2 separate regions of the Homo sapiens genome follow, and region 2 is linked to region 1. A link is a contact called in ENCODE Hi-C or POLR2A ChIA-PET data. All regions are on one chromosome and are shown on one strand. The core of a region is the stretch at or near the end of the contact, and the rest is flanking DNA. Distances in the headings are between cores, read along the strand shown.

What was found. Hi-C counts contacts between places; a loop is a spot of excess contacts on that map. ChIA-PET counts read pairs that join two places held with the same protein, here RNA polymerase II (POLR2A). Pooled maps may share reads with other maps.
Region 2: a pooled map shows a loop between it and region 1 (3-fold over the local background). The contact joins two enhancer-like sites. A Hi-C loop is called at or near these places in 2 of 50 pooled maps. POLR2A ChIA-PET finds 5 or more read pairs at or near these places in 2 of 52 experiments (Caco-2 and activated CD8-positive, alpha-beta memory T cell).

What each region holds. Positions count from the first base shown.
Region 1 is chr17:17,708,580-17,715,236 of GRCh38, reverse strand. All of the region lies in intron 1 of RAI1 (retinoic acid induced 1), which reads right to left. It overlaps LOC124903943 (a long non-coding RNA gene), which reads left to right. Exons shown (of 2, transcript XR_007065650.1): 2 at 1-6,657. Among named protein-coding and RNA genes, the nearest start is that of RAI1, 30 kb to the right of the region's middle. RefSeq lists enhancers at 1,004-1,273, 2,554-2,643, 4,048-4,342. Within about 2 kb of position 4,221, at least 22 of the 41 ENCODE cell types and tissues checked have a DNase peak (open chromatin) inside an H3K27ac peak, as active enhancers do.
Region 2 is chr17:17,625,505-17,632,161 of GRCh38, reverse strand. No RefSeq gene overlaps it. Among named protein-coding and RNA genes, the nearest start is that of PEMT, 37 kb to the right of the region's middle. RefSeq lists enhancers at 3,379-3,538, 4,632-5,537, 5,538-6,443. Within about 2 kb of position 3,446, at least 5 of the 41 ENCODE cell types and tissues checked have a DNase peak (open chromatin) inside an H3K27ac peak, as active enhancers do.

The DNA of each region.
Region 1 (6,657 bases), core at 2,972-5,471:
CAGAGGAAACAGGCAGAGCCCCTGGCTTCAGATGTCCCCTGGCTCTCCAGGAGAGGATTGGGAAAAATGATGGCTCTTGGCCTCCCACATACCTTAAGCCAGGAAAGCCATCCCCTGCTCACCCCCAGTGCAATTCCTGGCTTGGGCCTGTCCTGGCTGTGTGCCCCTGGGCAGTTCTACACCCTCTCTGAACCCGTTTCCAGAGCTGAGATGAAGGACTGCATTTCTGCTCCTGCTTACCTAACAGAGGGTGATGTGGGTGGGATGGGAAGCAGCATTCTAAACTGGGAAGTCCATGAGGTGGAAGGCGACATTACTACCTCTCTCCCCAAGCTGAGCAAGAAAGCTCCTAGGCCGAGACAAGGAGAATCCTCCCAAAGTCAGCACCTGCAACGAGGCAGCTTGGAGAGCAGACCTGCGGACCAGACCCTTCACCCACCACGACAAGTGGATGGCCCGAGCTCAGCCCACAACCAGGATTTCCTTCCAGTCCTGCTTCTGTGCCCTTCTGCAGGGGAGAGGCTGCCTGCTGCTCAGCTTCCTTATTCGACCCACAGCACTCCCACAATGTGTGCCAGGAGGCTCGCACCCAGCTGCTTCCCGTTACGTTTCTGAGCCTCAGGTTTTTCACCTTTAAAATGGGGAAGAACAGCAGGGCCCGGGATTTGCTGGTGATAAATAGAAATGAGTGCATAAACGTCACTCAGAGTTGGCCACGCCACAAGCCCTCCGTAAATGTTAGCACTGATGATTATCATTCCCTCCTGGCCTATGGAGAGGTTTGAGTTTTCAATCTCCAGGATTAGTATCAAATTCCAATTTCACAGCGATGGCCTAGACACTGAATGTGGAAATCCTACTTGGTTATGCCACCAGGGCACAGGCCCACCCACGCTTTGTCCCGAGAGCTGAATGACCACCGACACAGGCTCTGGGCTGCTGGTCCTCCAGTCTCTTCAGAACCTCCCAGTGGCCAAGGTAGGCAGGGAGAGGCCTGGGAGCCCCCTTCTGCAGACCCAGAAACTGGGGTTCAGAGAGGGAGCTGAGGAAGCAACAGGAAGACAGATTTCACCTCCATATAAGGAAGAGCTTGCTAGCAGGCAGGGCTGCCCAGAAATGGAAGGAGGGAGCTGCTCGGGAGGTGGTGAGCAACCTGCGGCTGAAGGCATGCAAGCAGAACAGGGCAGCCTCTGGGTGGAGGCATCGTGGGCGGCTGGGACACTCTCCAGGGGAGGGCCGCTGGGATCTCTGGTCCTGTGACTTGACCAAGGCCATGTGAGCAGGAATGGAATTCCAGAAGGTCAGAGACGCGGACCAGAGCAAGCTCCTGCTCCCAACCTCCCAAGTGAAAGCCATGCAGCTGAATGGATCCACAAGAGCTGGAGAGAGAGGCTGAGCCCCTCCAAGTGGATCCCCCATCTCTGGCCCTAGTCACAAAGTCTTTATGATTTTAGAGAGAAATGCCTACTTTTAAGTTTTAAAAATTGAAAAGTACACAGAAAACAAACAAAATCCAGAATCCCCTTCACCCTATGACAATTACTGTGAATATTTCCTTACAATCTTTTTAAAATTTTATTATTTATTTATTTTTTGAGATGGAGTTTTGCTCTCGTTGCCCAGGCTGCAGTACAGTAGCAAGATCTTGGCTCACTGCAACCTCCACCTCCTGGGTTCAAGCGATTCTCCTGCCTCAGCCTCTTGAGTAGCTGGGACTACAGGCGTGTATCACCACGCCCAGCTAAATTTTTGTATTTTCAGTAGAGATGGGGTTTTACCATGTTGGCCAGGCTGGTCTCGAACCCCTGACCTCAGGTGATCCGTGCACCTCGGCCTCCCAAAGTACTGGGATTACAGGCATGAGCCACTGCAGCTGGCCTATTATTATTATTTAGAGACAGGATCTCACTATATCACCCAGGCTCTAGTCTTGAACTCCTGGGCTTAGGTGATTCACCTGCCTTGGCCTCCCAAGCAGTGGGGACCACAGGCACCATCACGCCCAGCTCCTTGCAATGTTTTCTATGTGCATCCAATTTTGGTTAGAAATCTGGACATGCCTTAAAAAAAATTTTTTTTTTGAGGTATAATTCACTCACTATAAAATTCACCCTTTTAAAGGGGACAACTCAGGGTTTTGGTATATTCATGAAGTTGTGCAACTATCACTGCTACCTAATTTCAGAACATTTTCATCCCCCTCCCAAAAAGAAACCTGTTCCCATAGGCAGTCACCCCCCATTTCCCCACCCCCAGCCCCTGGCAATTGCTCACCTCCTGTCTGTCTCTCTGGATTCGCCTGTCCTGGGCATTTCGTATGAATGGAATCATATGATCTGCAGCCTTTTGCATCTGGGCTGGTGTGTTTTTAATGTACAATTTTCTAATCCTATTTTCACATAGCATTATACACAGTCACCATTTCCATGTTACTACCAAGTCCTTAGAATCAGTATCGTGTTTACTGTTTACACCATGGAGAGGCTTGACCACAGTTTCCTCAGGTCACCCTCTGGTGACTACCCCCTTCCTGTTCAGGCCGCATCATCACTCAGCCAGACAAGTGCAATAGCCCCTTCTGGGCCTCCTAGGCCCATCCTTGCCCCACTCAGCCATTACAACACCCAGACAGAGCCTGTTAAACCAAGTCTGATCCTGACCCTCCCTCCCTAGGAATCCTCCATGGCTCCCACCTCACATAAGACTTAAAACCAAGCTTATACCACAGCCCACAGTCTCCTATGCCATTTGACCTATGCTACCTTCTGACCTCACCTCCTCCCACTTCCCCACCCACTCCCGCTGCAGCCACACAGGCCTCTAACACACCTAGCATAGCCCCACCTCAGGGCCTTTGCACTAGCTGCCCCTTCCACCCAAATGTGGGCTTGGCCTTGCAGCCGCTCTCTGTTCTGGAGCCCTGCTTCCATTTGCTTCCTAACACATATCACCTGATATATGTTTATTCACTGTCTTCTCCCACTAAAATGGCAGCTCCGTCACATGTTGTTTTATTCGCTGATAGAGCCCCGGCACCTAGCACAGAGTTGCAGCTCAGTGACTATTTGGGCTGTTTCCAATAAAATAAGGAATGTAAAAGAACCAAATGCAAAAACCCAAGCGCCCCACAGCGCAGACATTAGAAACTGGTGGTCCTCTGCCTGCGGACATGTGTGGTTTAAACCACACTGTGCCTTTTGTTAACGGAGCCAGCATTTGAGAATCAGGAGAGTTCACATAAAAATCCAAATTCCAGCTTCTCTTGAAAACACATATCTGGTCATCAGGGCCGGACACCGCGTGACAGCCATCAGCAGGCACTAAAGGGCTGGGCCTGGGGACATTCCCACCCACAGGTCCCGGGAGTTGAATGCTTTGTCCCTCCTCGGAGGCCCCAGATGTGGTGCGCAGGAGGAGGGCTTGCCCTGGGACAGAGCCCGGGCCTCACCTCATGCTGCTGCCTGATATCTGGGCCCTAATGCCCCAAGCTACCAATAAGGTCCCACCCACCTTTATTCAAAGACTGGGACCTTCCCAGGGTCCCTACACTTTCTGGGAGCCCTTACAGCCACTGTTCCTTTACGTGAAACTTCATCCTAGGTCCTCTAAGGTTTGCCTCACCTTGTACCAAGACCTGTTGAGGCCTCCAGCACATTTGGAACATACACAGGAGGTGTCCATCCCGTGTACACCTCCCACTTCCCTCCAGCTCCATCCCAGCCTCCCCAGCCCCTGGCAGTGTCCAGCATGCCGTAGGCCCTTGGCTGCCTCTGAAAGGACTGAATGGCAAGCACCCGCCCCCCAACTCCGGGGAGCTGGGAGGACCTGGGGGACAGGGCACACACAGGAGGGTCTGACTTGGGTCACACTCAGTGCCAAAATGCATGTGTTTGTCAGCTACAGTGCACCAGATGCCTCGGGGACACAAAGATGGAAATCATGGGGGACGGGTGCTCCAGGGGTGCTGCGGCAGCCAGGGCCTGTGTGTTTCTGTCGAGGAGGGACAACCCCCAGCCAGGACGTGACCAGAGTTCTTCCAGGGCCTCAGTCGCCCCACCTGCATGCAGGGCTCCCCTATCACCAGCCTCTCAGGCCCCAAGGCTCAGCCCCGCCTCCCTACCCTGGAGAGGTTTTCCGGGTACTGCGGCCCTGCCTTCCCATCCATCAGGATTTTGCTGCATTCCTGTGAGTCATTCTCCAAACAAACCGTGTGAGGGAGAGAAGGGAGCAGGGGAGGGGGAGGAGGCTGGGAAACAAATCAGCCTTACCTCCTCCCTCCCACCTGCCCCCCATCAACACCCCCGCACAGACACATGGGGGCCCTCAGGAGAGCTCTGGAGTACGAGGCTGGCTAGCTTATGCCATGAACTTGCTGTGTGACCTTGGGCAAGAAGACGGCCCTCTCTGGGCCTCTGGAAAAAATGGCCCCAAAGGTCCCCACCTACAGAATGCACAGGCTTCCCAGAGGGCTCTGTCTCAAATGAGGCAGGGCCTTGTGGGAGGGGTGCCCTGGCTGTCTCCACTTTTTTACCTCAGTTTCTCCACCTCTGAAATGAGGAGGGGGCCAGTCCTTGGGTAGCCACAAGGGGCACATCTGCCAGGTGGGGCTGGGTGAGGCCAAGCCACCAGTGCCAGGGCCAGCAGGGCCTCCCCAGGGAGTCCTAGTCTTGGTGGCCACTGTGCTGCCATTTCCCCAGCAACAGCCGAAAGGCCACCACTGGCAGCCTCTGACTCACAGGCCCCCAGGGCCAGGAGGGTCTCTGGGCAGCCCCCTGTACTCTGGGGTGGGGGATGGAGCACTGCTAAAAAGGAGCAAAAACCCCTCCTCATGGCCGCAGCTGCAACTGTGGCCGTATATCCACGTAGGGATGGATGTTGGAGGGTGGGATGGGTACCCCGGGGTCTCCATGGGGCTCAGCTCCCACAAGGGGTCCTGGGTAGGTGAGGGGCGTGTGCTTGGCATGCAGGCAGCCCTTCTCCTTGAAATGCTCTTTTTTTGTGGCTAAAGCCCCCGCTGGGTTCTGATTCTCTGTGAAAAGCAGGCTTCTCAGTCACCTCCGCTGCTGCCACCCTGGTGCCAAGTGTATGTGTGAAAGTGCACGTGACCAGGTGCGTGTCTGTGTGTGCTCGAGGTCTTCAGAATCCTGACATGAGCGTGGCCGGGGCTAGGCGAGTGGTGCAGAGTGTGTGTGTGAGGGTGTGAGAAGAGTGTGGGTGTCCAAGGGTTGACCACCCATGGTGGGCAGGTGAGCATGTCCGTGTACTGTGAATGAGCGTGAGGTGCGCCGCCACAGGGCTAGCATCTAGGAATGTGCGCACGCCTGTCTGCTGTGCAGGTTTCCTCCTGAAGCACCAGCTCTTGGAACTGCCTCCTCCTGGGTGCTCATTCTATCTGGCTCCATGAAAAACAGGTTTCCAAGATTCTGGAAGCTGCACCCCAGGCCCGCACGGAGCTGATCTGGGGGCCCCTTAAGGTTCAGAGGAAAGCTCCAGGCCCCGGCACAGACAGTGGCCCTGCTACATCACTTTGGACCTAGTGCTGGGGTTCCCCCTCCCCGAGGCCCAGCAGCTCCTTGGCCCAGAGAAGGGAGCTCAGGACCAGAATGAGGCCAGGGGCCTGGGGGCAGACCCAGGGAAGGGAAGGAAAGAGACCTAGTGGGCAGCTGCCCAGGCTGGAACTGCAAATGCCCCACTGTGACATGTATTTTGGGGCAGCTGTGGAGAGGGTCAGCTTCCAGCCAGGACTGACTGTGGTCAACCCAGCAGGGAGGCCGAGGCAGGCAGGGGCCTTGGGAGCCTGGAGGGGTGGAGAAGAGAGTCGGGGTAGGAGTATTTGGGGGCCAGCAAAGGGCTTTTCTGAGTAGAGGTGAGACCAAAGAAGAGAGACTGAGAGGAGCCCGCCTGAGTATCGCCCCTTGATACGGCAAACAGCAGACAGCAAACAGCAAAGCCGCATGGCCAGAGCCCAGCCAGCTCCAGCTCTGCTCTCCCTAGGTACTCTCAGCCTCACAGCCTCCTCCTGTGGACACAGATGCTACGCCCTCCTTGGGGTCTCTCAGCACAGTGCCCGGCACACTAGGCCCTCCATCAGTCATCATTGTCATAATGATGGTCCCCGGGTGGCTGCTGGAGCATATGGGAAAAATCCCAGGCCGGGAGCCTGGAATGGGCTCCTCTCCTTCCCTTCCACTCTCTGGGCCTCAGTCTTCCCATCTGTAAAGCGGCATGTCCTGGCCCACTCTGCAACTGAGGATAGGAAAGGCCCGTGGTGGACTGACGAACTGTTCCCTTTGTGCCTGGAGCAGGGGTGGCAGGAGCACGGGACACAGGGTTCAACTCCAAACCCTGGCAGCTGTGAAGCTGGAATGTTTTGGTTGTTTCCGGATGAACTGCAGCATTTGAGCACAAAAGGAGGATGGGTCAGTTATGGTGTCCACTTATGGTGCCCAGCCTGTGACTGGGACCACAGTCTTCTAACTTCTGGACCATTGCTCTGTCCCCCTCACCTTGTCCAGAGGCCCTCAGTCGCTAGAAAGAGAGTGAGCTGCCAGGAGTCACAGGAGGTGTACAAGGAGGGATGTGAAAAAGTAACCCACTCACTCACTGAGTCAAGATGCAACCCAGGGGACCCCTAAGATTCCATGATTCTAGAATGGA
Region 2 (6,657 bases), core at 2,197-4,696, 82 kb after region 1:
CCAATTCCAGACCCAACAGGTCCATGTGAGACAGTGCTCGTTTTATTTAATTGTAATGTGTTCTCCTGTATGTACTTCCTCCAGCCCTCTTCTCCTCTTCCTCCCCTGCCAAGGTTGCCGCCTTCTTTTTTCCTGAGATGGAGTCTTGCTGTGTCGCCCAGGCTGGAGTGTAGTGGTGAAATCTCAGATCACTGCAACCTCTGCTTCCCGAGTTCAAGTGATGCTCCTGCCTCAGCCTTCCCAGTAGCTGAGATTACAGGCATGCACCACCACACCTGGCAAAATTTTTTTTTTTAAGCTGGAGTCTTGCTCTGTCCTCCAGGCTGGAGTGCAGTGGCGTGACGTCGGCTCACTGCAAACTCCACCTCCCAGGTTCATGCCATTCTCATGCGTCAGACTCCTGAGTAGCTGGGACTACAGGTGCCCGCCACCACACCCAGCTAATTTTTTGTATTTTTAGTAGAGATGAGGTTTCTCCACGTTGATCAGGCTGGTCCGGAACTCCCAACCTCAGGTGATCTGCCTGCCTTTTGGCCTCCCAAAGTGCTGGGATTACAGGTGTGAGCCACCGCCCCCTGTTGTAATTTGTGTAGTTTTAGTAGAGACGGGGGTCTCACTGTGTTGGCCAGGCTGGTCTTGAACTTGTGACCTTGTGATCCACTTGTCTTGGTCTCCCAAAGTGCTGAGATAAAGGTGTGAGCCACTGTACCCAGCCCAAGGCTGCCTCTTAATGAGGCTGATATTTGTTCTTTAGCTGTGTGTCGAGCCTTACACAAGCACACATGTGGCTGCGTGGCTGTGGGCCAGTGTTATTCTGCAGCTCATGCTGTTTCTCATGACTCTGAGCATCATGATCTATCCCTGGAGCTGTGAGCACCCCGAATTCACTGCTTCTCACTGGCCTATGGAACCCCAAAAGGGGCACCCATCACATTCTCATTTACGTGGTGATGGGAATCTAGGTGGGCTCACAGCCTAGGGGGAAGGATGGTTTGGCTAAAGCCTGGTGATGGCTTACACGGTGGAACAGAAGGTGGACCCCGCCTCACATGATTGCGAATGTGGGTACTCAACCTGTATCAAGAGTAAAAAGGCAACCCACAGAATGGGAGAACATGTCTGTAAATTATGTCTTATAAGGGTCAGATATCCAGAATATATAAAGAACTCTTACAACTCAACAAAACGATAAACAACCCAATTCAAAAAGGGTCAAAGGACTTGAATATACATTTCTTCAGTAATACGTACAAGTGACTAACAAGTACATGAAAAGATGCTCACCACCATTAGTCATGAAGGAAATGTAAGGCCGGGGTTGGTGGCTCACACCTGTAATCCCAGCACTTTAGGAGGCCCAGGCGGGTGGATCACCTCAGATCAGGAGTTTGAGACAAGCCTGGCCAACATGGTGAAACCCCGTCTCTACTAAAAATACAAAAAGTTGCCAGGCATGGTGGTGTGCGCATGTAATCCCAGCTACTCGGGAGGCTGAGGCAGGAGAACTGCTTGAACCTGGGAGGTGGAGGTTGCAGTGAGCTGAGATTCACCAACTACACTCCAACCTGGGTGACAGTGAGACTGTCTCAAAAAAAAAAAAAAGGAAATGTAAGTCAAAGCCACACTAATATACCACTTTGTGCCCACTAGGATGGCTACAATAAAAGTAAAACGGAAAATGAGGAGTGTGGATGAGAATGTGGAGAAGAGGTTTTGGCTGGGCATAGTAGCTCATGCCTGTAATCCCAGCACTTTGGGAGGCCCAGGTGGGCAGATTACTTGAGCCCAGGAGTTTGAGACCAGCCTGGGCAACATGGCAAAACCCAGTCTCTACTAAAAATACAAAAATTACCTGGGCATGGTGGCTCACGCCTGTGGCCCCAGCTACTTGAGAGGCTGAGGTAGGAGAATCGCTGGAACCAGGGAAGTGAAGGTTGCAGTGAGCCGAGATTGTGCCACTGCACTCCAGCCTGGGCGACAGAATAAGACTCCATCTAAAAAAAAGAGAAAAAAAAAGAAAACAAGTAGTCAAACAAATAACCACAAATGGTATAGCAGCACTATTCACAATCGCCAAAAGATGGCGGAGCCCAAATACCTATCAACAGATGAATGGCTAAATAAAGCATGGTATAGCCACATAATGGAATATTATTCAGCCATATAAAGGAATAAAGTACTGGCACATGCTACAAAAAACATGTTAAGTAAAAAAAAAAAAAAAAAAAAACCAGGCTGTCAGGCGCGGTGGCTCACGCCTGTAATCTCAGCACTTTGGGAGGCCGAGGGGGAGTGGATCACCTGAGGTCAGGAGTTCAAGACCAGCCAGGCCAACATGGTGAAACTGCGTCTCTACTAAAAATGCAAAAATTTAGCAGGGTGTGGTGGTGCATGCCTGTAATCCCAGCTACTCTGGAGGCTGAGGCAGGAGAATCACTTGAACCCAGGAGGCAGAGGTTGCAGTGAGCCGAGATCGCGCCATTGCACTCCAGCCCGGGCAACAAGAGTGAAACTCTGTCTCAAAAAAAAAAAAAAAAAAAAAAAAAGCCAGGCACAAAAGGTCACTATGTTGTATGACTCCATTTATGTGAAATATGTGGAATAGGTAAGTCTATAGAGACAGAAAGCCAGTTGCTGGTTGCCAAGGAATTGGGGAAGAGGGGAATGCAAAGTGAAGAGATTGCTTAAGAAGGATGGGGTTTCTTTTTGGGATGATGAAGATGTTTTGGAAGAAGGTAGAGGTAATGATTGCATAACGTCGTGAATATACTAAATGCCACTAAACTATACACTTTAAAATGGTTAATCTGGCTGGGCACCGTGGCTGACACCTGTAATCCCAGCACTTTGGGAGGCTGAGGCAGGTAGATCGCTTGAGCCCAGGAGTTCCAGACCAGCTGAGACATCATAGCAAGACCCTGTCTGTACAGAAAATCAAAAAATTAGCTGGGCATGGTGGTGCAACGCCTGTAGACCCAGGTGCTCAGGAGGCTGAGGCTGGAGGATTGCTTGAGCCCAGGAGTTCGACCACTGCACTCCAGCCTGGGTGACAGAGCAAGATCCTGTCTCAAAAAAAAAAAAACAACAAAAAAAACCAGTTAATCTTATTTTATGTAAATGTCACAAACCAAACAACCAACAAAGAATTCATACCTAGCACATTCAAAGAACTCCTGCAGACCAACAAGGAACAAGCAGGAAACACAACAGAAAAATGGCAAAATATATGAGTGAGCAGGGTACAGAGGGGACCTGAGCTGGCTGGTGAGTGTGTGAGAGGATAACCAGAGACATCCAAACCAAAACTCCCACTGGGGCTTCCTTTCTTCCATCGGTCTGGGGCCACCTGGCATGGACGACAACGGCCATTGTGAATGGGGAACATGGGGAAAACAGGCATCACTGCCCGCCTCCCGCCGTGCACCATGCCGCCACCTGCCCCCGGGCAAAAGAGAAAGCGAAAGAAGCAGTAATGATGAGGTGTGGACAGTTTTACTTTGGGCTGAGGGAAATATGGCTGTTTATTATTCTTTCCATCTTTCTGCATTTTAAGATTTTTCTTTTCTTTTCTTTTTTTTTTTTTTGACGGAGTCTTGCTCTGTCGCCCAGGCTGGAGGGCAATGGCGGGATCTTGGCTCACTGCAATCTCTGCCTCCTGGGTTCAAGAGATTCTCCTGCCTCAGCGATCCTCCCGAGTAGCTGGGACTACAGGCACGTGCTACCACGCCTGGCTAATTTTTGTATTGTTTTTTTTTTTTAGTAGAGACGGGGTTTCACCATAATGGCCAGGCTGGTCTTGAACTCCTGACCTCATGATCCGCCTGCCTCTGCCTCCCAAAGTGCTGGGATTACAGGTGTGAGCCACCGCGCCCGGCCAGATTTTTTTCTTTTAAAGAAGAACAGGCCAGGCACAGTGACTCACACTTATAATCCCAGCATTTTGGGAGGCCGAGATGGGAGGATCACTTGAGGCTAAGAGTTCAAGACCAGCCTGGGCATCATAGTGAGACTCCATATCTACAAAAGATTTTTTAAAAATTAGCCAGGTGAGGCCAGGTGTGATGGCTCACAACTGTAATCCCAGCACTTTGGGAGGCTGAGGCGGGTGGATCACGAGGTCAGGAGTTCGAGACCAGCCTGGCCAATATGGTGAAACCCTGTTTCTACTAAAAGTAAAAAAATTAGCTGGGCGTGGTGGCGCACGTCTGTAGTCCCAGCTACTTGGGAGGCTGAGGCAGAAGAATCACTTGAACCTGGGAGTTGGAGGTTGCAGTGAGCCAAGATTGTGCCACTGCATTCCAGGCTGGGCGACAGAGTGAGACTCCATCTCAAAACAAACAAAAAATTAGCCAGGTGAGGCCAGGCATGGTGGCTCATGCCTGTAATCCCAGCATTTTGGGAGGCCGCAGCAGGCAGATCACCTGAGGTCAGGAGTTCGAGACCAGCCTGGCCAACATGGCGAAACCCTGTCTCTACTAAAAATACAAAAAAATTAGCCAGACGTGGTGGCGGGTGCCTGTAATCCCAGCTACTTGGGAGGCTGAGGCAGGAGAATCACTTGAACCCGGGAAGTGGAGGTTGTAGTGAGCCGGGACATCATGCCATTGCACTCCAGCCTGGGCAACAGAGCAAGATTCCGTCTCAAAAAATAATAACAATAATAATATTATAATAATTAGCCAGGTGCGGTGGTCACATCTGCAGCCCTAGCTACTTGAGAGGCTAAGGTAGGAGTATCTCTTGAGCCTATGAGTTGGAGGCTACAGTGAGCCATGATTGCACCACTGCACTCCAGCTTAGGAGACAGAACGAGACCTTGTCTCAAAAAAAAAAAAAAGAACAACAAAAGAGTCAGTTAGACTTTCTGGCTCAGGATGAGCATTTAGGGGACCGTGGAAGCGGTTAGGATTCCAGGTGTGCCTGTGTGTGCTCAGTTATTCAGTGCATTGAGTGAGGGCTCTGGCCTGGGCATGGTGCAAGAGTCAGAGCTTTCAGCATGAGAGAAGCTGACGCTGGTGAGAGCATCCCAGCCCTTGTTCCTGGACGGGGGTGGGGGTGAGAACAGGGCTTACTGCAGGGACCCAAGCCAGGATGTGCGGGGGGCGGGCTCAGCAGGGAGGAGCCTGAGGAAGGGACCCCAGGGCCCAGCAAAGACCAAGGCTGGGAGGGCAGGAACAGTGGGGACTTTTCAGAGAACAGCAACTGCCACGCCGCCGCCAGCTTCTCCGGCAATGCCCTGGGACTGTAGTGGGATTATCATTTATAACTGACAGATGAGGAGACTGAGACCCAGACTCACAGAGTTAAAGGGACAAAACCAAAGACATGCGTTACCTGGCAGCCACCGGCTGGGTGAGGTCCTCTCCCTGTCCGGACCTCAGTTTCCCCATTTGCACCACAGGGGACCTGGACTGGATTCCTGGGGTCCTTTCAACTCCAAGGCTGCCCAGCTCACCCAGCTCAATGCGTTACACCTGCGAGGGGACCACGATCTGGCTTGGGTGGGGCCTTTCCTCCCGGGAGCACAGGCAGTTGCAGGGGAACTTCCCAGCTCCCGAAGCCTCCTCGCAGCCAAATGGGAAGTTGTTTCCCATGTCTAAATACCCAGTAGATGTGTCACTCTTGAGGGTTCACCCGTACCCCAGCCCTGACTGGCAATCCCCCGAATGGGGCATCCCTGTCCAATAGGACTCCCAGCCCCCGCCCGATCCCAGGATGAGAGGCGAAACTTGAGGCAGCCCACAGCATTGCTGCCATTGATTTGGGAGAACAAAAGATCTGAGGCTCTGGCGGTGGAAATGCAGGCAGAGTGCAAGATCACCTGCAGGGCCTCTCTGCCCTGCCGGAGTGGCCTTCAAATCATCACAGCGGGTGGCTTGGCAAAGGCGGGTGAGGGAGGTGGTGCGAGGCCTACGGAAGTGCTGGGGCCTCTGTGAAGCTGGGTGCTCCAGGCTTCCTGTCCTGTCTGAGAGAACCGGGAGGATGGCTCCTCTGCCTCCTGCAGCCCTCAAATCCCTGTTTCCTCATCTGCGCCAGAAAAGCACCATGGGGTAAGCCAGAGTGAAGAGGGAGGCAGGGCAGGGGTGGCACTGCCTCCCACCATCAAAGGCCACCTGCTTGGCGGCTGGACTTCTCTGGGTGATGAAAATATGACTGTTTATTATTATATCCTTTTTTTTTTTTTGCATTTTAGATATTGTTCTTAAAAAAAAAAGGAATAAAAGAATCAGTGAGACATGGTGGCCTAGGATGGGTATTTAGAGAAGGATTTGAAACCTGATTAGGGCCAGTGCAGTGGCTCACACCTGTAATCCCAGCACTTTGGGAGGCTGAGGCAGGTGGATCACCTGAGGTCAGGAGTTTGAGACCAGCCTGGCTAACATGATGAAACCCCGTCTACTAAAAATACAAAAAATTAGCCGGATGTTGTGGCAAGTGCCTGTAATCCCAGCTACTCGGGAGGCTGAGGCAGGAGAATCACTTGAACCCGGGAAGTGGAGGTTGCACTGAGCTGAGATCATCGCGCCATTGCACTCCAGCCTGGGCAACAAGAGTGGAAACTCCATCTCAAAAAAAAAAAGAAAAAAAATGAAACTTTGTTTGGAGTGTGTATGTGTGTGTGTGTGTGTGTGAATATGTGAGTGGGTGTAAGTTTCT